Linked DNA regions of Homo sapiens: region 2 is linked to region 1. A link is an interaction called in ENCODE POLR2A ChIA-PET data of the cell type or tissue named here. Cell type or tissue: Panc1. All regions are shown on one strand. Links, peaks and the distances in the headings refer to the core of each region. The heading gives the core; the rest is flanking DNA.

Region 1 (12,704 bases), core at 2,778-10,777:
ACTTTAGAATGTAATGAATATCATCACAAAACTATAGCTACATACAATATTATATAATACTAAACTAACCTGAGGCATCTTGGAAAGAGAGAAAGATCCAAGTGAGAAATCAGTCAACATGAACCATATGTTTGATGTTGAAGTTATGTTTAACACTCAAGTCTGCATACCGCCATGGTAGATACCTAGATAATCAAAGGAAACCCAATTTTCTCTATGTACCCCACTCCTACTCCCAGAAAAAAAACGGATGGAAACTGAGTAGTGTTTTCCAGTTCCCTATGCTTTGTTAGCTTTTGTTGCCTTCTGTTGACTTTGGATTTGGACTCTGTGATGGTTACTATTGTTACTCAACTTGATTGGATTAAAGGATCCAAAATATTGTTCCTAGTTATGTCTGTGAGGGTGTCGCCAAAGGGGATTAATATTTGAGTCACTGGACTGGGAGAGGCAGACCCACCCTCAATTTGGGTGGGCACCATCTAATCAGCTGCCAGCATGGCTAGGATAAAAGCAGGCAGAGGAACATGGAAGGGCTAGACTGGCTGAGTCTTCTGGCCTCCATCTTTCTCCCGTGCTGAATGCTTCCTGCCCTCGAACATCAGACTCCAAATTCTTCAGCTTTTGGACTCTTAAACCTACACCAGTCATTTGCCAGGGGCTCTCAGGCCTTCAGCCACAGACTGAAAACTGAGCTGTCAGCTTCCCTACTTTTGAGGTTTTGGGACTCAGACTGCAGATGGCCTATGATGGGATTTCACCTTGTGATCACGTCAGTCAATTCTCCTTAATAAGCTCCCTTTCATATATACACCTATCCTATTAGTCCTGTTCTTCTAGAGAACCCTGACTAATACAGACATGGACTTGGATACTATCTAAGGCCATGCTTGGGTTTTATTGTTGTTGTTGTTGTTGTTGTTCTGTGTTTTTTAAACTATGATAGTGTCTACCTCTTGTCATACTTTTATACGTGAAATGGGTCCTGTCACATATGAAAGATATTTTGCTTGGTGTTGACTTAATTTCTTCAACTATACTTTAAAAACTTGAAGTGTAGTTATTCCATTTAGTCTACATAATACATCCCTCCCTATTGCAATGATTCAAGGATAACAAACTTGATCTGATGTCTAGGAAAAACGTTGCAAATCTAAACTTGACATTTTAGTAACTTAAGCAATTGAAGAAGCTTTCAAGAAATCAAATCTCAGAATGCAATGCGAATGACATCTTTTCTTTTGCTGTAGTATCTAAAGCTAGTAGGAAACTAAATAGAGCAGACTATCTAAGCCTAGCTCTAGAGGTAATTTGTCATTTTGTTTACACTATAACAGAGTTAAGAATTACTTAATAAAGGACCTTATGTCTTGGATATTGAAAGAAATGTAAATTTGTTATTTTTTTCTGAATATTCTAAGTTGACTCTATTGTTGAAAAGGTAAACTTTAAGTACATGGTAATCTAAGGGCTACTTATCATTTCAACTCCTATTGTCCAGAGGAGAAAATAGTTTATTTGTACCGGCACTGCTACTAGTTATGATATGTGCATATATTTTATTAAGAAATGTTTGTAGACCAGAATATGGAAAGAAAACAAATGATGCATATCAAAACATAAGTGATGTTAAACGGAAATACACTGAACAAATTTTAGACACATGCCTGTTTTTGTCTATCAATTTATAATAAAATTGCTGTAATAGTATTTTTTTTTCCTAGTGGGCTGTGTCTTGCTTACCTGTACTATCTTATACTATCCAAGACCTCTGTAGAAATAATGACAGTTGATCACATTTTAATGTAAGATAATGTAATTTTAGACTTAGAAAAGGTAAGGAGTTTTAATTAAGAAAAACTATCATATAGGACCTTCATTTCACAAAGGACTAAAAACATAGTTATCAATATATTCTTGTTGTCAGTAAAAGGGAATGTTTCTTATGCATAGTTACAAGGTGTGATGGTGTAAGCAAGTATATATGAGAAAGTTTGCTTTTCCCCCACAGGCAGAGTATAGCTGATTGCAAATGCAAAATAAATAAATAAATAAATAAATAAATAAATAAATAAATAAATAAAACAATCTTTTTTCTTCAGCTTTCAGTGCAGAAACTAGGCAGCACACACATAATATTGAAAGAATGCTCAGCACAGGTTAATTTGCCTTACCCTCTCTAGGACAGTGGCCTTTCAAAAGCCTCACAAAAATAGTTAATCTACTTTATCACTGTTGCTCTTAAAGCTTCACAGGATACTCTGCAAAGCAGTAGCTGCACTGCAGATAGCTCTAAAGCTTCATTAAAATCAAGAATATCTTTGAAAAAGGATTGTAATCCTAGACTAGAAAAAAACAAAGTCAGATTTTTCCCTTTGTGGCTGGTAGAAACCCTGATAACATTGAGAACTCTTACACATCTTTCTACAGTATCTGTACAAGCTGCACTAGAATCACATCTCAGTTCACTGAGTTAATGACCTAGAAGAAAATAAGTAGGTTTCTCAGAAATTAATGCTTAAATGTAATTGAAGGTCAGGCAGATAAATTACGTTAAACCAGTAAATTAAAATCCCTGAAGAGGAGATCTTTTTCTGTCCAAACAGAAGTAATTATGGACATATTCCTTGGGCAATGATTTCATTCAGAGTGGCTCATACAATGTTATTCATGTGGCTCCTCTAGTATTGCCCACCTGCCAACCGCCTCCCGTACTATTTAAAAAATATTAAAACAAGCCAAACCCTTTTTCTAACAATATAATTCATTTAGGCATTTATTTCTGTTATCGTATGGGTGTGTTTTGAGTTCTTCATATCTTATCTTCAAAAGTGAGTTTTTACTTAGCAGAGACACACAGTAGATCAATACTTTATAGACATTGTCCTGATTTTATTTGTGAATTGTAATTTAAGATTGCAAAAGATGTTGATTTATTCTTCTGTCAAAAGGCATATATTTTCAACTAGGCTTCTATGTCCATTTGTCCAATTTATTAGACAGGTGCCTTATGACAGCACTAGTGAAATTTGATTGATTACACTTACTACCTATGACTGAGTATCAAAAAGAGGAAAGAAAAAATAGCTATTTCTATAGCCACACTTAAAACTGACTCATATTTTATATATTGAGCCTATACAATGTGGGGAAATCAAAGATAAATAAAATCCTTAGATAAGAAAAGCTTTCAATTCAATGTATCATAGGAATCTCAAATGACCTCTGGGTTATGTTATCTGCTGGCAGCAAACAGGTAGTGGTTTTACTGACTTGAAAAGTAATCAAGGAATAGAAAAATGGAGGACACTCCCCAAAAGACATTTGCCAAACTGGGTGAGGCTTAAAAGTCTTTATTTGAGCTGCTCATCTGAAAGCTCATATTTTCCATCTCATAATCAAATCTTTGAAGACTCTGCTGCAGTACAAAATCTTTTATGACACTCCTTTTGGGTCTAGCTCAGTATATACTCTTCCTTCTTATTGATTGATTTATCTCTCCATGGGTTTATTATGGGTCCCTGGACTCAAGAGGAGATAGTTTAATATCTCTGGAATTATGAACAATTTATCCCAATCTTTCTAATATTTCAGATTGACCAAGCAAGTCTGTGTTCCTGACACCCACATTTGAAAAATAGAAGACTATTTACTGGAACTTCAGTGGCTATAATGAGTAACACCACACAAGTTCTTAATTTATTTCCCCACATGCATACTAGAATAGAACCTTTCTTATGAATGAGAAAACAAAATCTCATAGGCCCTGTCAAAAAAAAAAATCTGTGTAATGTAATGTCAGCCACACTTCTCAATGCTAAGTACTTGGTCCTCAGCTCAATCCTTATTCTCTAAAAGAGGATCAAGAGTACCTGGATTCTAATGTAGAGAATACTCTATGTGAGCAGATATAAGCAATGAATTTGTCTGATACTCATTCTTTTTTTTTCCAAGAAATACTTTTTAAGGCTTAAAGATGTATCATTTAACAGGAAAGACAAAATTTTCTGCTCTTGTGCAGTTTATACTCTGTTGAGTAGAACTTATATTCATCATGTTAGGGACAAAGAGAAAAACTAGCACTAATTATCTGCTTGAGATAACTGCTATGCTCCAGTAGTTTAAGATGAAATCCGTGGTCCAGTCATCTGGAATTTAGAAGATCCATTACCATCACACTTCACAGAAAAGCAATCAGCCACTAGTTAGTAATTTTTGTTCTTCACATTGGTTAGTTGAACAAACACCTCTGTCTTTTTCAATGCTAATCTATGGTGAACACACCTACAGTAATGTCAGCAAACAAATTAAAATGTAGTAGGACAAATAATCACTTTTAATGTTTTTCATGTTCTGTTAGTATAAAATCTCTAACTACTTTTATTATACATGATAATATATGATGTTTAATATTTCTTCTATATTTATCATGTTTTATTTGCACAAGAGCTTTAAAATGTACTTTTCTTTCAGTGTGTGTTCCCTGGTACAAAGGCACTTCAAAACGCAATTTTATTTTTAATGTAAAAGTAATGCCACCCATTTTGTAAGCACATATAGCATAATACTTCCAATGAACAAAACAACAAAAAACGTGATCTATGAGTAAAGACCACACATATATTTACAGAAGGAAACCATTACTCTAGATTTCAAAGAGTTATCTTTTGACTGGCTTTACAAGATGACATTATTTGGAGATGACTATAAGATGGGAAAAAGAGGCAGAAATATCAAAGTTCCATAGTTGAAAAAAAATTACATGCACAAAGACAAATACACAGATGTAAAAACATACACAGACACAGACATATATATGTGTGTGACATTATCAGGAAGCAATACTAACACTTTCATGTTTCTGCAGTGTATTTGTTTCCTGTTTCTACCTAACAAATTATCACAAATTTAGTGGCTTAAACATTATACAATTATGTTAAAGTTTTGCAAGTCAGAAGTCTGATGGATGTCACTATGCTACAATCAAAAAGTGTCAGCAGGACTGAGTTCTTCCTGGACACTATAGTGGAGGCCCTATTTCTGTGTTTTTTTTTTTGCAGTTTCTAGAGTACCCCACATTCCTTGCCATGTGACCCCATTTCTATAACTTCAAAGTCAGCAGGGTTGCGATGGGTCTTTTTCTCAGTCTTGCATTTATCTGGTTCTCTGTCTTCTGCCTCCCATTTCTACTTATAAGAATTACTGTGATTATGTCTGGGTCACCTGGATAATCCAGAATAGTCTCCCCATTAAGGAGGCTATCATATAGTATTTTTTAATTAGCAACCTTAATTCCATCTCCAAGTTTACTAAGTAACCTAGCATATTCACATTTTCAAGCATTAAAATGTTGACATTTGGGGGGCCACTATTCTGCTTACATATTCATGGTTAGGGCTTTCTGTGCAAAAAAAAAAAAAAAAATGATGGGTTATAAAGATTCTGAATGTTTTTCCACAGGCCCATTTGCTTTTTACATCCTACTGGTGTTTAACCTGGAGTCTTTTGCTATTTTACGAAGAGTATTGAAACATGTCTCTCTGGAGTCAAATATTTCATTTCAGGTAGGCACTTGCCCATATATATATATATATATTTCCAAGTAAGATGTTTATATTAGGGATGTAAGATTTTTCTTCCTCTCTCATGAGGGCTACTGTTGGCAACTGGGCAGCATGTAGCCTATATAAACTTCCAGAATCATAATTTTGGGATTATTCTCTTGCAGACACCTCCCTTTATGATGTCAATCTAAGGGCTGAGCTAAGGGAAATAAATGTGATTATTGTAAGTAACAATACTTCTGATCTCAGTTATATAAACTACATGTACATTTTTAGGAAAAAAATGAATAAATATAGATGTTTAAACATATGAAGTATATCTCAAATGATAAATGTTTGTATTTAGCTGTGGCCTAGAATAAATACAGAATTTTCTTATGGGCCAAAGACAGAAAACGGTGTTAAGATCAAGTGATGAAAAGCTTTGAATACAAGTTTAAGGAGGTAGACTTCATTCAGTAGGATTCGAAGAACTATGGTGGCTCTTTAAACAGAACTGCGGCATAGCCATTAAATGTATCTAGGAAAAATATCTACCATCAATCAAAGTACAGGTTGAAGTTAAGATGAACAGGCGATGTATCAATTATTGATTTATTAAACTGAGGGAAACTGCTGCATGTATAATGAGGAAGAACCACCCAGGGTTAGATTTTGGGAACGGAGGAAGAGTGAATTAAAAAGTTGACAGAAAAATAAAATGAGTTAGGTTTGAAGAGGTAAATATTTAAAATTCTGTGGCAGATATACTTGGAAGAAGGTGGCTGTTTAAGGCTAGAGTTTGAGAGAGAAGTTAAGACTACAGATGAATAAATGCAGAAACTTTGCACAGTAAAGTGAAAACAAAACCAAATTAGCCTGATTTTGAATCTTGATTCTGCTATGTACTATGGTGAGCTACTTGGGAAAGTCAGTTATCCTTTCCAAAACTCAGCTTACTTAACTGTAAAATTGGAAAATAATAAGCATTCTGCACAGGTATTATAAAGGAAGGATGACATATAAATTAAGTGCATATTTGAATGCCTTGTATATAGTACATGCTCAACAATCATTTTTACTTTTATTATTATCATTACAATAATAAAAACCATTACTAGTATTATTATATTTAATCTCTAATTTGTTAGAGGTGTTAGATTAAAGAAAATTGGTAACATAGACCAGGGAGAGTACGTCTTCTACCAATCAATAAACCGACTCTGTATGTACTTCAATTACACTAATAAGGACAGAAGAATCATAATAAAATTATTTTTACTCAAAAATGAAATGGGCTGTATCATACTCAGATATCAAACAGCAAGTAGATTTCTTCTTATAAATATCTATAGTCATAAGCTTATTCCTATAGACTTGTTCCTAAGTCCATGGTGCCAAAAAATTGTCTTCTGAAGCATTTTACTGTCATAATGTACTCATAATATAAGGACAAAGCAGACAGCAGCATTATACACAATATCATGAGTAGACCTAGTGCTCATGAAAAAATATACAAAAAGTAAATATCAGTGGAGAGCTATACAACATATATGTGATAAAACGAACTATGTTTATTCACCAAGATAAAATATATTGTCCTTCAATTTCAGTAGAAAAAAATCTTCTTCTATTACTAATATAAAAAATAAGGCTGTTTGTTGAAATATCATTAGATAGTAACTAAATTTTTTGAGACCTTTATATGCTAGGAACTGTGCCAATTGTTTAACATACATTAATTTCATTCCCCTTTGAGTCTGTTACTTCAATACTTTCAATTTCGAGCTCAGTAAAGTGATAGAGAGAGGCTGAGTAAATTCTCTAAGGTCAAATAGTTAGAAAGTACTAAACTTGATTATTGCCTAGGCAGTTTGACGCTACAGAGCTGTACTTCAACTATGATTGCTGAATTGGCCATCAACAACAGTACCCTCTCAAAACTTTTCAGTGCAAACATAAGTAGCAAAGATTTGATTGTCTATTACTATTTTCAGTTCACAATTTTCTACTCAGTATAGCTCTGAATCATTACTAAATATTAATGTCATCATCATGACTTTCTTAGAGAACACTTTTTCTGATAATCATGGTTTCTTCTTCCATTCATCTTGAAAAATCTGACAAGAATCAGACCACAAAGGAAAGAATGTGCATAATATCAAGTGTTCACTGATAATCAGTCATGTTTGAATCTCTTAGCTAGGAGGTAGTTGAAAAGTTTAACATAATAAATAATCTAGCTAAATAATGATAGTGGTAGACACAGTATTAAATTATTGCTAGTCAGAGTATAAAGTTCAAATATTTAAACAATTTAGCATTATTTTAACCTATATGCCATCAACGACCTTAGGGAATAGACATTCAGAGGAGATTATTACTACAGAATGATGAACACTCGCTTAAAGCAGAAGTAGTGAGCACTGTGAGAACTATATAATTGGCTTTAATATAATTGTATTGAATATGCATTACGTACATTGTCAAAAAAACTGTCACAAATGATTAATAAATTTTAAAGTCATGGTATAAATTTCAGAACATTTTATTAAATCCATTAACCTGCCAAGTAGTTTAGTCAGGGTCCTTGTTCATGTATGCACACCTTTAATATCAGATCTACTGTAAAAGTTGTAAACATTGAGACTCATTGGTCTGAAAATGACCTCAATAAGTCTACTGTCTCTATACCATTCATAACCAGTTGTGCATGTTCATAATCGTTCCAGAAAAGAGACACAGATTTTCTCTGGAAAGGCGATTTGAAAGATCTAAATCCAGATTACTTAAAATTAAAAAAAATTAAATTCCAATTTGCCCATGAAATTGAAGCAATAGTTTAGAGCTCAGAATCGAAATAAAACCAAGACCTGGAATCAGGAAGAACATTGGAATCAGATTCTCTGAGCATTTCTTTCTGCTTCCTCTCTTCCTTCTTTATATTCTTTTAATCAATTTTTGCTTGGAAATACAATATTATTAGTAATATTAGTCATATATATCTATTTCATCATATTGTTATATGAATTAAAATAGAAAATGTTAATATTAGAATTAGGAAAACATGACAAAATTATGCAAAATGTGCATGTCAAATTATTTAGAAGATTATTGCTAAAACTAGCTAGCCTAACTTGAAAAACCTGTCATGGAAAGAATTAAATTACCGAAATCAACAACCAAATAGCCATTTACCTTCAGAAAAAAAAAAAAAAAAAGAACACTTGTTAAAATAGGTGGAACTCCTTATTAATTGTCTTCTTAAAATAGTAAACAGTGGAAAGACAATCTATTAAACAAAATATGTTCTTTCTTTAGAACATTCATTGGAAATCATTGCCAATTATCTTTCAGTCCTAAAATTGATTCCAAATATAGAAAGATGCATCCTCTCTGTAAATGATCAAAATAAAGATAGCTTAAATAGTTTAATTTTAAAATGTCTATATTTAAATAAATTATAATAGTCACAACCTGCATAAGTGAAAGATTAGATAAAATGGAAAATAGTGACATTTTAGAGCATCAGACATGAGAACAATAAAAGGGTTAAGAAAATGTAGCATTTCTAGCAGGTCTGTCATTTTAATATGTTTGCAAAGGCAAGTACAGATATTCTGAGAATAACCATCAACTGTAGTAAAATGATTAAACATAAAACAAATTTTAAAGACACTTAAAATATACCAAAAAACTGCAAAAGCCTTATTACCTAAGAGGTAAGAGGATATTGCCAAAATATATAATCAAAAAAGTGAAGATTTATTTATATGTGAAATATAACTAATATAGGAAAATAATGGGAACACTCAAAGCTATGGCAATAGGCTGCTAAACTGAAGGCAAGTGCTTTGTTAATATATAGTTAGTTGTATGCAAGACATTCTTACACTTTTTTCTCTTTAAATAATAATGTATCCTTTTTATCTTTGGTATTTCTGTACTATTTTCTCTGAATCTCAAACACTTTTTCGTTTTTAAAAAAACTCTTAGGTCTTGAGTGTTCCTGTGCTTATTCCTTGCCAAAGGATGTGCATTTCTTGCCAATATCTACCTAATTGTGGTTGCAATGAATCTGAGAAATCTAGCTAATCTCACTTAATCTAGATCATTTTTTAATACAAAGTGCTACCTTTCCTTAGAATATGCATTTATATTTTTCACCCTTCTTTTGCCAACAAACTGCCCCTCATTCTTGAGTACCCAGTTTAGACTTTATCCTCCCTAACAGCGATCTCTGAAATGCCCCAGAATAGTATACTTACATCTTCTTAGTTAACCAAAATATTTTGCATATTCTTATATCACAGCATTTGTCACAGTTTTATTATTTTCTGTTCATTTGGATATCTTCCACAAGAAATAGTGAATACCTTAAGGATAAAAAGTGTCCTATATTTTTATGGTTGTTCTCTTAGTAACTAGTACTCAGAAGCCTCTCAATAAATATGATTCATTAAATCATTTTTACAGTCAACCAGTAATAAGAAAATAGCTTATGGAAGGCAGGAAAACACAGTAACACCCCTCACACACACACAAAGTCAAAGTCAGTAGCAGTTACCCTAATAATAGCTATCATTTGAGTGCATGTTATTTATCAAAGGCTTATAGACACTATAATTATTATTATTATCTTTTTCTTTAGACGGAGTCTTGCTCTGTTGCCAGGCTGGAGTGTAGTGGTGCAATTTCGGTTCACTACAACCTCTGCCTCCCAGGTTCAAGGGATTCCTCTGCCTCAGCCTCCCCAGTAGCTGGGACTTCAGGTGCGTGCCACCACGCCCTGCCAATTTTTTTGTATTTTAGTAGAGACGGAGTTTCACCATGTTGGCCAGGATGGTCTCAATCTCCTGACCTCATGATCCGCCCACCTTGGCCTCCCAAAGTGCTGGGATTACAGGCATGAGCCACCGCGCCCAGCTGACACTATAATTCTTAATATTCACAAACATTATGCAAAATTGGAATTTTATATCCGAGGAGGATTGAGACTTTAATGGACTAATCTGTTTCTCCAGGATTTTGTATCTTTTCTGCCTAACTCACCTCATGGTCTATATGCATTCAGTAAATACTTGCTTAAAAATAAATGCAGAAATACCAATTTTCCCAAAAATTCACAATTTACAGAAATTGGCAGAAAATATAGTGAATTTCTCATTGTACTCACTAATGCTATAAATTTTTATTCTTATTTTTTTCTCCAGTAAACATAAGGATCATTGAAGTCTTGTGTTCGTGACCCATAAGATGACCAGATGCTTGGAATAGAGCTTGCTTTATTTCTTTTCTGTTACTTAGAACTTTTCAATTATCAATGAAAGAACTAACATAAACATGTAAAAATGTTCCCTTTATCTTTTACAGTAGGTGGCCAAGGAGCTAGATCACAAAGTAAAGAATAAGGTTATGCATTGAAGACTGTCTATATAAAATATAAATGCAATCATAAGTAGGAGCATAAGTTGAAACAGCAATATTTTAATATAGAAAATGGAGTAGAACAAACTACAGACTTAAACCTAGGAAGCATATGCAAAGTATTACTCACTTCACTTTTCCTTTATAGAGCCTTTGATAAAATTCTAATAGGGAAGAGAAGCTTTTGTTCAACAGATAAAACAGAAGTAGCTGTTCAGAAAGAGTACATTCAGAGAGGAAAGAAATGACTCCCCATGGACCTAAAATTTAGAAAGTAAAATAAAATAAAAGATTTTTATCTGAGATATTATTGCCTTAGTCCTTTTTGGCCTGAAGACTTTATAAATGTTTGGGCCATTTGCTTTGAACTCTGCAAATTGAGTGGAGTGCTCTCTCTGTGTGAATTCAACCAATAAGTGCTATTTGATTAGTGTCAAAATGTTCTACTAGTAACTAACAAATCTGAAGAGAAAGCCAGTCACCTCCAAATAATTCAGGTCTGTGGTCAGATCCTTTACACGAAATAAATAAAAGCCTCACAACTTCTTAAATTCAGTTTGTTTCTGTCTGTGCTTATATGTCTAAAATTATCCTGATATATCTGAATGGTTGTATAAAGAATTCTAATTTATGCACAAATCATTGCTCTGTTAACAATGTCTCACTATGGCTCCATATTTTCATGATCTAAATGACCCTGGAAATATATTAAGCACTTTTACATCTTCCAAAGAGTCTACTATTTTGACTTGCACTGCACAGGTGTACTATTAAATTGTAGGTGCATGTTTAGTTTTTGCCTTCACATACCCAGAGTAGGCAATTTGTATTTATTCAGGTATAGCAGACACACTTCTTCAGAGTTCACATTAACCTTATTTAACACAGCTACTTAGGATCAACCTTGATTTAATCCAGTGTAAAATTCACTGCCCACAGTAGATGAAAACAGGCACCTATTTTATAACACAACGCAACTTGTTCTTCAATAAATACCAGATTATCTTTATTTTTGTTTACTCTTATAATTTGTTGAGGCACATTAAAGAAATTATGAGGAACTTATACATTGAGTTCATAAAACGTAGTAGCTGAGCTTATGGAAGCATAATACTTTGATGAGATGGTATGTTGATCGGCCAGTGCATGGGATCATAAATTAAACAGCATAAGCAGTTCTACTAAGCTCGGGTATATCTGGCATGTGAGGGACAACTGACACCAGAAAATGACAGCTGCCTTAGTCTAGAGCTTAGTTTGGGGCTGATTCAAATTCCTCAATTTTTAAAGAACACACCAAAATTGGATTTCTCTATTTTTATTTTCATGAGCCACTAAATTTCACCAACTTTAAATTTATTATTTTCCAATAGTTTACAGAGATAGTAGGCAAGGTTAAGAGTGGAGAGTGAGTCAGTAGGGAAGTGAAGAAGGAGAAACAGGAGGTATTAATTTAAAATGTTAATTTTTTGAAGTATCTTGAGGTGAATGAATCCAAACCCATATGATAGAGTTCTAAAAAAGTTAAAATTAAGGATATAAATCTGTTTCTGCCTGGGTTGACAATGTGCTTTCTATTAGTCATTTAGGAAAGATCAAAGGCTATTGGAGATTGTAGGCATATAGAAGCTAATGTCTTTTTCTTAGAATGTAGTAGGATCATTGTTATTAGAATTTATAACAGCACAGTTCTAAATAGGCTTCTACAGCCAGTTTTGAATTAACACTTTGCAT
Region 2 (12,704 bases), core at 2,043-10,042, 100 kb after region 1:
CTTTGGGGAAACTTATACTGTAGCTATAAAAAGCCATCATGAAGCTTGACTTGTAGCTTATGCTGACTTTGAGGATGTTTTATATGAAATACATAAGCACCTTAATATTAAAGCCACTGGATAATTTTCACAAAGGTTCCCCCTTTAGAAAATTTTGATATACACTAAATTTAATTCCATGGTGATTAGTGAATGGCATGTTAGTTTGAGATATGTGCTGTGTCAAGCAAAAATGCAAAGGTGAACAGAGAGTTACCCTTGACAATAAGGAGAAAGGCACTAACCAAGGAAGAGTAAATGTTCCCTCTCAAGATGCCATAATAGTGACACACTACCAGTTATCAATGTAGATTGTGACAGGAAGAGTAAAGGATAGGTTAATATCACCTCTATTGTGGAAGTTACTTGTTCTCTTTCACAGGATTCAATCTCAGACCCCAGAAAGATATTCCACTAGTATTTTCAGGCCTCTCTGTTTTCATTTTTGTCCCCAGTTGCCTATGACAGAGTAGAAATTAAAGAGCTCTTTTCTGATTTAAGTTTATTCTTTCTATCTATTGTGTCTAATGATGTCATTTTCAGAGTTGTGTGTCTATGTGGGAGATGACCCAAAAGGCGAGAGGCGTAGGTGAGTACGTTTCTTCCCTTTTGACTCTGATACAATGCAGGTCAACAGACATAAAAATAAATGTAACTTACCCTGCACTCTTATCTTCCACTCTTCCTAGGAGAGAAAAAAGTGTTGCTCATAAGTAGGCATAATGTTCATATGAATAGTAGAATAAAGGGAAAATGAAGAGTATTTCAACTGAAACTGGGTATATTAATTAATTAATATAATGTTTTTTTATATAACCTCAGTACCTTACTTTGGTTTGAATCTCCAGTTTTAATTTTGAAGTGTTAAATAACAAAAGCGTGGCATAAGACTATTTTATATTTAACCAAATAAGTCATGTCTTTAAAAACCAGATCAAAATTTTACTCCAAGGCAGAAGAAATAGCATCTAATTCCAAATTTTTGTAAGAAGGTCTGTAAGAGTACGTGTGTGTGTGTATGTGTATGGGTGTTTGAATGAATTAATGGTAGAAAGATGTTGAGCTGTGTGGTGATCTAATTAAGGGGCATGACTGGGGCCAGAAGTAGAAGACAGATAACCTAAAGCCTAAACAGTAAAGCTGAAACCGTGAACAGTGCCAAGGAAGAGAATGCAATGTGAGCCTAATTCTTAACAGATGCCAGAAATAGAAGTAGAAAATTTGAGTTTTTAAGTAATATTATATTAACCTCTTATAATGTCAATAATAAATTTTATTTCCTATAATAAAGCATTCATATACAATGGCAAAAACAGGACTCAAGCTATAAGTTCACATGTCGTGGGCAAGTTTTTTTAATTCTCATTTTGATTCTTTTGATTTGACTGAAAGGGAAGAACTAGTCATAGTGCATTAGTTTTCACAGAACAATACTTTGAATAACCACTTTAATATAAGATATGCTAACATAACAGACTGTATTTCTTCCAGTAGTTATCAAAAATCAGATTTTTAGAAAGGTACAATGTAGTATAAAATGTATTCATTGATTGTATAAAGTTCGATTATAGGAAACAGCTATTTGTAATTTTTGTAAAATAAAAGAAAATCCATTCATATGATTTGCTAAAAATATAATCTAAGGAAATCCAACAATGGAAATTTCTTTACCATCTGATATGTTTTATTCATGTCTCTTGCATTATTTAAATCGTTTCTCTTTTTACAAGCAAATAGGACTTATCTTGAAAAAAATTACACACGAATTTTAGAAATTAGAAAAATTTGATATCTTTATGTTAAGCCACAGTGTTCATTCAATATAATTATGTAAATCACCAAACTATACTCAAAACAATTTAAGTATTGACCTTAAAGAAATAAAACCTGCAGTCCGTTCTACGGCATATTTAGAAACTTTTAATTTCTATATACAGTGATGTTATCCTACATATCAACATTATCAAATAGATTATGTCAGAAAGGTGACCAGTAAAACTTAATTATAATGGAATGTCATAGTGAGAAATAAACTTAGAGAATTCCCTGTCATCTTCATTTACTAGATGAGGACTCAAAGACAGAAGGCTGATAAAATTTTATACATTTGTACAAAGAGTAAATGGTCGATAAAAGCATGAAACCTCAGTTCTATAACGTCAACTTATCACTCTATCCAACTATGTGTTGTCTTCGCCTCTCCAGTCCAAATGAGCTGGATTAAACTGACATAATACAAAAATAAATGATTTAACTTAAAAGTCAATTGGAAAATAAAAGATTGAAAAACTTATCAATGAAGTATGAGGACAACAAAGTCACAACCTAAGTAAACATTTGCAAAGTACTGATGAGAAAACAATTCTAATAAAAAACTGAAATCTTTTAGAATACAATTCTAATATACAAAAAAGAAAAGGAGGGTCCTAGATTGTATTTTTATAGGCTTTAAAAGTTAGATTAAAAGAAAAAACAAATAGTGAAATTCACTTATTTTCTCCTTAGATGGGACTGCTAAACTAATAGAGCAACAAGATCAGTCAGTATTCTGTAAAATACTTGAATGTTATGGCAACATTTGACTTGGTCAAATATAATCTCCTAATAGAGAAGCTAGAAAAAAAAAACCTAGAAATTAATACAGATCCACAGTGCTGTATCTGAAGCCCCTGAAGTCAAATGTGCTTCAGAGTTCAGTTTTCCATATTTTAGAGGGAAATGAGGAACACACAGTGTATGTTATGTAATATTTTCAATGGAATGTAAGGCAGTAACATATAATCAAGTACATCAGCATCCTTGCAATAAAACGTGAATATCTGCATTCAACACAAAAATAAAAACTATATCTCACATCTGTCCAAGTCAGGACAGGTTTCAAAGCAAAATGTGCTAAAAGAAAATGGTTCAGTTTCAAAGCTTTGGAATTTAGCAATTTCCATAAAGGGCTTTGAACCTGTACAAAAAGTTGAAATTTGTCTAATTATTGGAGGTTTCTCATTATTTAATTGAGGATATATTTTTTATTATTATTCTGCTAAGATATTTGTCAGTGATGCAAATGAATACATAGGAGCTATTCCTTTAAAATGTGCATATTTGGAATAAACCAGTATGTTTGAGTATAATTTTCAAGAAAAGAAAATTATTGACAGATTTCTCAAATAGGTCAAATATGTTTTTATTATTATTTTTAATGAGATATGGACACATGCAATGCTCTCAAGAGTAGGAGAATCTAGTTCTCCCTAATAGTACTTCAATAAAAGAGAATAGTAATGTGAAGTCTGAGTGTTATCATTGGATTAAACATTGAAGAGATAGAATTGGGATAGGATTAGAAGGTACACCCTGGAATGTGGTTTGCTCCCAGTAATTTGAAACATTTAAAGAATGGTTAGATGATCACTTGACAGTTATGCTATAAATGGGAATTAGAAAGCATGAGTTAAAGATCATTACTTTGAGTAGATACATTTTAATGTCATTTTCAATCTTTAGAATCTTTTGTTTTATTTGGGAAAAAAAACAAAACCCTAAATCCTGAAACGATCACTGCAAAAAAGGATTATAGTCTGTTACTTTTTAAATTGATAAACATGGAGATGTATTCCAATGAGTGTTAAACTTACTGTTGTATTTTAAAAATTTGCTTTCATATAATGGTTAAGTTTTGAAAGATTACATTTCGTGAGAAAATACTTTATGAATTTTAATGAGGTATGTTTATTTAAATCTAATTTTCTATTCTGTTTTGGGAAATAGTTGTGTGTGTCTTTAAGATAAGACCGTCAGCAAATAAGGCCACAGCAAAACAGAGATTTTGCTAATTTTTTAAGCCTTTGTTAATTTCTGGCTGACAAGAGAGGTAGTTTAATTAGTTAGCTACTAATATCTGTTTAAATGAGCAGCCAGGGAACTGTCCATCACAATAAGGATATGCAAAGCCCAGGCCATTCTCTTTGACTCTTTTCAACTATTTCAAAAGAGAAAAGAATAGGTAGATTCCACCTATGTGTAAATGAAGGGAGAATACTCAAAAAGTAATCACACACACGTAAATACGTAACATACTTTCGAGACAAATTAAGAAAATTGGATTTAAATAAAACAAGTAAGGTACTTACGTGTGTGTGTGTGATTACGTGTGTGTGTGTATTTTCTTCAAATGTGTGTGGTTACTTTGTGTGTATTTTCTTCATGCCTGTGCGTGTGTGTGTGTATTTTCTTCAAATGTGTGTGGTTACTTTGTGTGTATTTTCTTCATGCCTGTGCGTGTGTGTGTGTGTGTGTGTGTGTGTGTAATTTTGGGTTTGAGGTATAGGTGCCTTAACAATAAAATAGTGAAATACTTTCAAATATTGTGGAAGTCTCTGTATCTTTTTTTTTTTTTTTTTTTTTGGCGACGGAGTTTCGCTTTTGTTGCCCAAGGCTGGAGTGCAATGGCACAATCTCGGCTCGCTGCAAACTCTGCCTCCCGGGTTCAAGTGATTCTCCTGCCTCGGCCTCCCAAGTAGCTGGGACTATGGGCGTGCGCCACTGCACCCGTCTACATTTTGTATTTTTAGTAGAGATGGGGTTTCACTATATAGGCCAGAATGATATCAAACTCCTGACCTCACTCGGCCTCCCAAAGTGCTGGGATTATGGGCGTGAGCCACTGCGCCTGTCCAGCCTTCTGTATCTTGACTAAAAGAAAATATTCAGTCTCTACTAAAAATATAAAAAATTAGCCGGGCATTGTGGCGGGCGCCTGTAATCCCAGTTACTCGGGAGGCTGAGGCAGGAGAATGGCGTGAACCAGGGAGGCGGAGCTTGCAGTGAGCCGAGATCGTGCCTGGGCACTCTAGCCTGGGCGACAGAGCAAGACTCCGTCTCAAAAAAAAAAAAAAGAAAAGAAAAGAAAAGAAAATATTCAAAGAACTCTGAGAATCTTTAAAAGGAACTGAAGAGTATAAAACATTCTCTTTCCCTAGTTTAAAGTATCTCTGCTACTGGCAAACAAAATGGACACTCTGGCAAACTGGGGTATTCAAAGTTGAAACAGAACCAGGCAGCCATACCTGCATGAGGGAGCAGTGGGTCACAGACTCTGCATTCCCAGAAAGATGTTGTAAAAGTATCACAGGACCTCCCTTTCCGCATTTGGCTTGCCAAACCAATGTCTGTTATCCTTGCCAAGATAAACTGAGAGGTTTATCCCCCACCACCAGCAGTTGGAAACATCTGACAGCGACTTCTAGTTTGGGGCTTGGAAACCAACCAATCAGAACTTACCTACCCTGGCCAATCAAGGCCCAACTTGTATCAAACAATCAGAACTCAGCTGCAATGACTAATCTGAATTAAGCAAGCTTCATTCTTTCTATAAACAGACCTGATTGGGAACGTGGACAGGAACTTTGCTATAAAACATGAACAGTCAGCCAGGCAAGGTGGCTCCCGTCTATAATCCCAGCACTTTGGTAGGCTGAGGGTGGCAGATTACCTAAGGTTGGGAGTTCGAGACCAGCCTGACCAAAATTGAGAAAACCTGTCTCTACTAAAAGTACAAAATTAGCTGGGGGGTGGTGGCCCATGCCTGTAATCCCAGGTACTCGGGAGGCTGAGGCAGGAGAATAGTTTGAACCCAGGAGGTGGAGGAGGTTGCAGTGACCGGACGACATTGTGCCATTGCACTCCTGCCGGGGCAACAAGAGCAAAACTCCGTCTCAAAAAAAAAAAAAAAAAAAAAAAAAAAAAAAATCCCTTTGTTCTCTGGAATGAATTTTAATGGGGTGTGTTTTATTTAAATCCAATTTTCTTCTTTTGTGTACAAAGGCTGTTTCCCAAGTTTACAAACCATTCACTGGTATAAAGTCTCTTTCCTCAAATTTCAGAGAACTTTTCTTCATACCAATAATCAGTTATTAGCTTTTACATTTAAAATAAAATGGCTTACTAATATATTTCCTAGGTTTGTTTATATAAAAATAGTATGCTTTTTATTTATTTATTTTTATTTATTTTTTTATTTATTTATTTTTTGAGACAGAGTCTTGCTCTGTCGCCAGCCTGGAGTTCAGTGGCTCGAACTCAGCTCGCTGAAACCTCTGTCTCCCAGGTTCAAGCGATTCTCCCGCCTCAGCCTCCTGAGTACCTGGGATTTACAGGCGCGCACCAGTATGCTCAGCTGATTTATCTATTTGTAGCAGAGACGGGGTTTCACCATATTTGCCAGACTGGTCTCGAATTCCTGACCTGGTGATCTGTCTGCCTTGGCCCCCCCAAGGTGCTGGGATTACAGGCGTGAGCCACCGCGCCTGGCCAAAAATAGTAGGCTTTTTATATTGCCTTTGTTTACTGGGAAATTTGGAGAAATAAATGAATGGAATATTTAATAAGATACGTACGTCCTTTGTGTAATTTTTTTCAACCAACATGTTTTAACATCTTTATATTATCACATATCACGTCAGTAAGAGAAGCAAGTTCATGAACAAATATTACCAATTAATTGGTGTAAGACTCTTTTAGAGGCTGAATTTTATTGGAAAATTATTATATCCTAAGGCAGATTATGGAATTATAATTCCTATTGAAAATTATGGGGAAGTTAAAAAATTTACTTTGGGGAAATTAAAAAAATAGGCAGCATAATTTCAAAAAACCAAAAAACTTGCTACTTCTATAAAGATTGGTCTAATTATGGATATTGGATAAATTAAAATCTATTATAAACCATAAATAGTACACATTTCAGCTTTAACTTTAAAATACAATTTGAAAATGAGGGTCTAATCTTTTACTTTCATTCACAAGTGCTTATTAAAATGAAAGAGATAATATTATAACTTAATATTAGGACTAATTTATTTAAACTCGATTAAAAAATATTGTCAGCATTGCTATTTTATTTTTATATAAAAGCAGAAAGGACATAATGAATGTAATTTTAGAATCTTTTGTAACTTAGTGAGAAACATCATAATGCAAATCACTTTTTTCTCATTAAATTTGATTTAAGTATACACACGCATACACACACGCACGTGCATAACACATACTCACACACACACACACACACACACCCTCAAGAAAAATGTCAGGGAACCCTTCAAAGTGCTAAAACCCAGTTTTTTTCCTCTAATTTTCAATTTCACATTTTTGGGATGGTGCCCATTAAAAAAATACATATTAGCAATTCAAAAGCTCCAGCAGAGTGAAAACAAAAGAGAACAAGCCTGATAATTCTGGCAATTTCACTTGGAAGAAGACCGCAGAGATAATGAAAATGAAGAATTAGAGTGCTTGGCAAAATGGGATTAGATAGAGAAAAATAATCAAATAAAGTATTTGTTTAAATGCCAAAACATCATAATTGTTGTTTACTATTCTGTAAATAATTGTGTTAACTAGCAATCTTGTTTATTTTGTCATTATAATAGTAACAAACATGAATACACTATTAAACTAAAAATTATTACTTATAAATTGTTTTAATTATTACAAAAGCCATATTTTTAATTTATAGTAACGATTATACACAATTCTCATTAAGAACTGGCTCTTCTGACAGTGGATTATAGTTTCTAAACTATTTATATTTCTATATTATTTCTGGCTGAAATTTTCCCAATGGCAACTGTATATTTCATTTGTGAATTATAATTAAATAACAAAAATTAAAACGTATTATATGGTTTAATCTCAAAATTAGAGATATAGCAATATTGTTGTTGAACACATATATTCAAATTATTTTGGTTATTAATGTGTTTTGATGATTATTTAAAATCACTACCTAGAATACTCCTCTTAATTTATCATTGCACCAAGTGTGTTAACAGTTAGTGTAGTGATTTATAGTAAACCAACCAACTAGGGTAAAAAGCTTCCTTCTTACTATAGCTTCTTCAATATAACATACAAGAAATAGGAAAAAATTAGATTGGTGGGGGAAAGATAAGTAATTACACAATTTATGTTCCAATATACACAAATAAAAGTATAAGCGATTCTTAGATATTATTTATGAAGAAGTAATTGTAAGTGATTTTTGCAGATAAATGCCGATATAAGAATTAACCACAGTACATTTTTGTTTTAATGCTTTTAACCTATTTGTTCTGATGTTTCCATTTTGCTTTTGATATCCAAAAAATTGAACTTTATAGCTCAAAGGATCTACAGACATCTAGTTCAGCCTTAATTTTACAAATGAGGAGACTGAGGTCTGAGAAATTAAGTTACAAAACTGAGTGAATACAGTTGGTTTTTGTCAAAGACAGAAAAGAATACATGCCTCCTTGCTTATAGTCAAGAGGAAATATTTTAATTGGGATGCACTTGATCTTTAAATCCAGCATATCCAAATGCAAAGCCAGTGCCTTTGATGGGTGAACAACTGGCTTGCTCTAGGAAATTAAAGACAGATAGAAAGATAGAAATAAAAAGAAAAAGTGTATAAAATTAAATAAAACAGAAAGATGAAAAAGTTCTGTCTTCCATGTATTCATAATTTAAGTTAGAAGGTGATTTTAGTGCAATATACATGAAAGAGAAATTCAGGGACATGAGGGGCAAACAAAAGTTCAGCATGTTCTTGTTTTTATTTGTGAATATGTAAAATGGAAATTATTACAGCTGTTTATAGGAGTAAGTAAGATAACATGAAAGCACTAATTACATAATGAAAATATAATATTTAATTTCAATCTCTTTTCCTTTTCTAGTATGGATTGATAGATAGATATAGACCAGACTATTACCCTATATATATAGTGTAAAATAGTATATATATATATATAGTATAATTTTTTTAACCAACATTTTTGAACATCTTATATATATATATATATTTGTGAATAGCTTATTATACACTAGAAATAAGATGTATTAATTTCTTTTTAATTTCTTAAATAAGAAATAATTCCAATCTCTTTCCCTTTTCTAGTGTGGAAAAGGGAAAGAGATTGAAGTTAAATATTGTTTGATATATATGTACAAACACCACTTTTGCACTATATATATATAAAATATATATATATAAATGTACGTACACACACACGTTTTGCAGTCTCTCTTTCTCCCTATAGCTCTCTCTCTCTCTCTCTCTATATATATATACTACATATAGATTTGATTCCAAAACACTTCTGACGTATGTTATAGTCTGTCTTTCACATACGAAGATGTTTAATTATAATTATTTTAAAAATTAGTGTTAAGGCTCAAAGGAGAAAGTATGTTTCATTATTTTAACTCTATTTTTAACTTTTGCTTAAATAACCCTGGTATATCATAATTTAAGTGACTTTTCAAATAAATTATAGCTCATCCTAATGTTTTTAATAACAGCTAATATTTTGCCTGATCATAAAATTTACACATACTCATCACAAAAAAGTGAGAGGGAAAACCTATAAACCTTTACACAAGAGATACCTCAAACGTTTAGGTGGAATACTTGTAGGCTTTTTAGTATACATTTGTATATATTAAAAAAGTAAGACCATCCTAAAATAATTAGAGCACTATTTTATGTTTTTAAATTTTTATGTGTTTTGTTTTACTTAAATTTGAAGGAATATGAAAGAATTTCCTATTGTATTGAATATCCTTAGAAAATAAAACAATATGTAGTACTATTAAAACTGAATTCTCAGTTTTCTGAGCAAACAGTTTAATTGATTTCTTTAAATTTGTATTCTTAATATCTAGTTTTAAATTTGCATTCTTAAGATTTTTGAGAATTTTTAAAATAAGGATATATTTAATTTATTATGTTAAAATTTTTCTTTGTGGGTTAGAATAAAGTCAAATTGAGTATACATTGCATGACCGTATTTAAGATGTATGTTACATATTTAGTGCACAAAATTCCATATATCAGTACAATTGCACTAAATTCTATATTTAAATAATCTTTTTTCTTAACACCCCTACACTTGGGGTTTGTGTGTGTGTGTGTGTGTGTGTGTGTGTGATCTATTTCATCCATAAAAATCAAAATAGCAGATTAAAGTTTCTTGTGACAGTTATGTTTTTTTAATTTCTCCTGGAAGATCTATGTATAATTTACTATTCATTGTATAGTGATATATGGCATTAAAGAAAATCGATTATCTTTTTACTTTTTATGTTGGGTCTAATTTTGTCTTAGTTAACTTTGCTAAAAGTAGCACATTCAAAGAAATTTTTAAGTCTGATTATGATAATTATTTTTAGAGCTGGAAATATTTACACTTATTACATTTGCTATATTTTTGTTTTTTCTGGTCACCTTGTTTCAAGTTTGATAATTCTATCATTTTCATTTATTTTTAAACTTTTTATATGTTTGTCTTTATATGTAGCAGGAAATTTTCAAAATACACATGAAGCTTTTTACATTCACAAGTTGTTAAGGTTGGCAATAATATTTTAAACTTAATTTTTCTGGTTGAAAATGGAAATATTAATAAATTTGAATTTCCACTCTCTGCTTAATTTTTCTAAGGTTTTACTCAAATTCAGATCTCTAAGTATTTATTTATATCATCGGAGTTTATAAACCTGGGTCACTTAAACTTAATAGTTCTCTTTATTGTTAAATACTGTCTCTTCCAAGAATTATATTTTAACATTTCCTTGAAATTTTAAAACAATATTTACTATTTTTCACTAAACTCTGTGTGATAATTTTTAGTGTGAATGACATTTGTGTGGCTACATTTTATTTTATTTGCACTATTATCACACCCTCCAAACTCCTTTTTATTTTCACCCTATTTTTTTCTTGCCGTATGGTCTTCTGTTTCTAGAGATACCACAATTTCCTACAATCTATTGAAGAGACCAGGCATTCATGTGTGCTTGTTTGTGTATGTGTATATCAGGGAAAGGGATCATGAAGAGGTAATCTCTCCTACTGAATCTTTAAGATATTTATTTCTTTCGTTTAGCTATTTTGAAAAATGTGTTACCTTCTCCCTTCAGTAAAAGCATGGTCTCCCTACTATTAACCTCATACTGTCATGTAATGCAAGTCCAAAGCTACTGTTGTATTATAGCATGTATATATATATATGTACATAATATGTATAATATATTACTGTATTATTTTATTTGTTATGTGGAATAGAGAGGGCTCTATCAATATGTAGATTTTGCTGAAACAGGATGTGTTGATCAGTGCCTCCAAATCCTTCTTTGGTTTGCAGGAGACTGCACTGATATGTAGTGGTTTGGGCTTAATTATCAGTGTATAGCTGAGGCGGAATTTACTCTGACATTCATTTCTCTGACAATCTGAACAAGAAAGTCCAGGGGAAACAACATTAATTACACTAAAGTCTATTCCTCTCCCTGTTGGTAATTTAATTCTGAAAGTCCTTGTTCCTTGTCATAGATATGTAATCATTAATATTAGTACTCGTATATTCCCTTCCAGAGTTGCCAAATGTAGCAAATAAAAATACATGGCAAACAAATAAATTAAAATTTAAATAGAGAAAAATATTTTCTGCTTCTTTATTTTTTGGTTTAATTGTGTCTCAAATATTACATGGGGCATCCTTATTTGATATCTTCCTACCACATCATTCTTGCCATGTGCCAATTCCAAACATGGTGAGAGAGAGAGATCATTTTTCTGTGGCTACATCTCAAGGTAGGATCCTGTCGTAGAGAGGGAGCTGCGAAGTTGCTATTAGGATCCAACTCTGGGCTTCTGAGTAGTTAGCTGATGGTAATGACACAGCTCCCTTCTGTATTTAGGGTAAGTGCCACCTTTGTTGAGGCATTTGGGCTTGCTCATCTGAAGTATTAAAATATGTTTTGCTAGTCTTATAACTTTTAAGAAGCTTATAACTACTTCAATGCCTCTCATATTCTGGCAGAAGGTTACATATTAACCATAATTTTCTGTGTTGTTATGAGTTTTCATTTTCCCTCCTGATAATTTATACAGTATTTTAATAGGAAGTTTGAAGTGATTTCTATCTGGATTGCTACTTTAAAGACATTTTAAACCAGAATCCTCATAGTTTTTATTATAGAAAATTGTACATTCTTAAAAACAACTCTTTATCAGTAAATACTTGTCCAATTCTTATTCCTGATGAAAAATACTTGTATTTTAATTCTTAATAACTTGTACTTAAATGGATTCTTATGTATCCCAATATTATGAAGTTTTTTTCCTCTGTTTTCTTCTAGAAATTTAGTATTTTTGCCTTTCCTATTGAGATCATTATTCCATATAAAATAGGCTTATATATATGTTATGAAGAAAGGATTAAATTTCTGCTTTTCTCATATGGATACCCATATAAAGAAACACTTATTCAAAAGTTCACTCTTTCCCACACATGATTTCATTATAATCCTGTCACATATGAAGTGACCATATAGTGGTTTAACTCTTTTTAGACCATCTTGTCTTTCCTTAGTCATTTTTTAAATATAATTTTTTTTCAAGGAACATGACTGAAAAGACCAGTAAGTCATAACATTCACCTCAATTGTCTCCTATTCTCAAATTGGAGCATTATTTGAGTGCTCTGAAGAAGCACATCAAGTTGTGATAATATGACATGTCTGTATAATATTTTGAAAAATTATAAGAAAATCAACATCATTTTCCCAATAATTCACTTACACATGTGGTTAACCAAAGAATGGTAGAAGTTAGGGAAAGAAAA

Evidence for each region. ChIA-PET counts read pairs that join two places held together with the same protein. Peaks named below come from ENCODE experiments on the same cell type or tissue, not always from the same donor. Only the 100,000 strongest peaks of a DNase experiment are listed, where the experiment ranks them.
Region 2: POLR2A ChIA-PET joins it to region 1 with 10 read pairs; 2 of 35 experiments call an interaction of 5 or more read pairs at or near these places.

The regions. Positions count from the first base shown.
Region 1 is chr1:190,336,969-190,349,672 of GRCh38, forward strand. The region is part of intron 2 of BRINP3 (BMP/retinoic acid inducible neural specific 3); the gene reads right to left. LOC105371658 (a long non-coding RNA gene) reads left to right here and starts at 5,473. Exons shown (of 3, transcript XR_001738344.2): 1 at 5,473-5,564; 2 at 5,729-5,787. In Panc1, for the core only: no CTCF peak of the experiment used is centred there; no DNase peak of the experiment used is centred there.
Region 2 is chr1:190,438,488-190,451,191 of GRCh38, forward strand. All of the region lies in intron 2 of BRINP3 (BMP/retinoic acid inducible neural specific 3), which reads right to left. Among named protein-coding and RNA genes, the nearest start is that of BRINP3, 33 kb to the right of the region's middle. RefSeq lists a silencer at 5,179-5,379. In Panc1, for the core only: no CTCF peak of the experiment used is centred there; no DNase peak of the experiment used is centred there.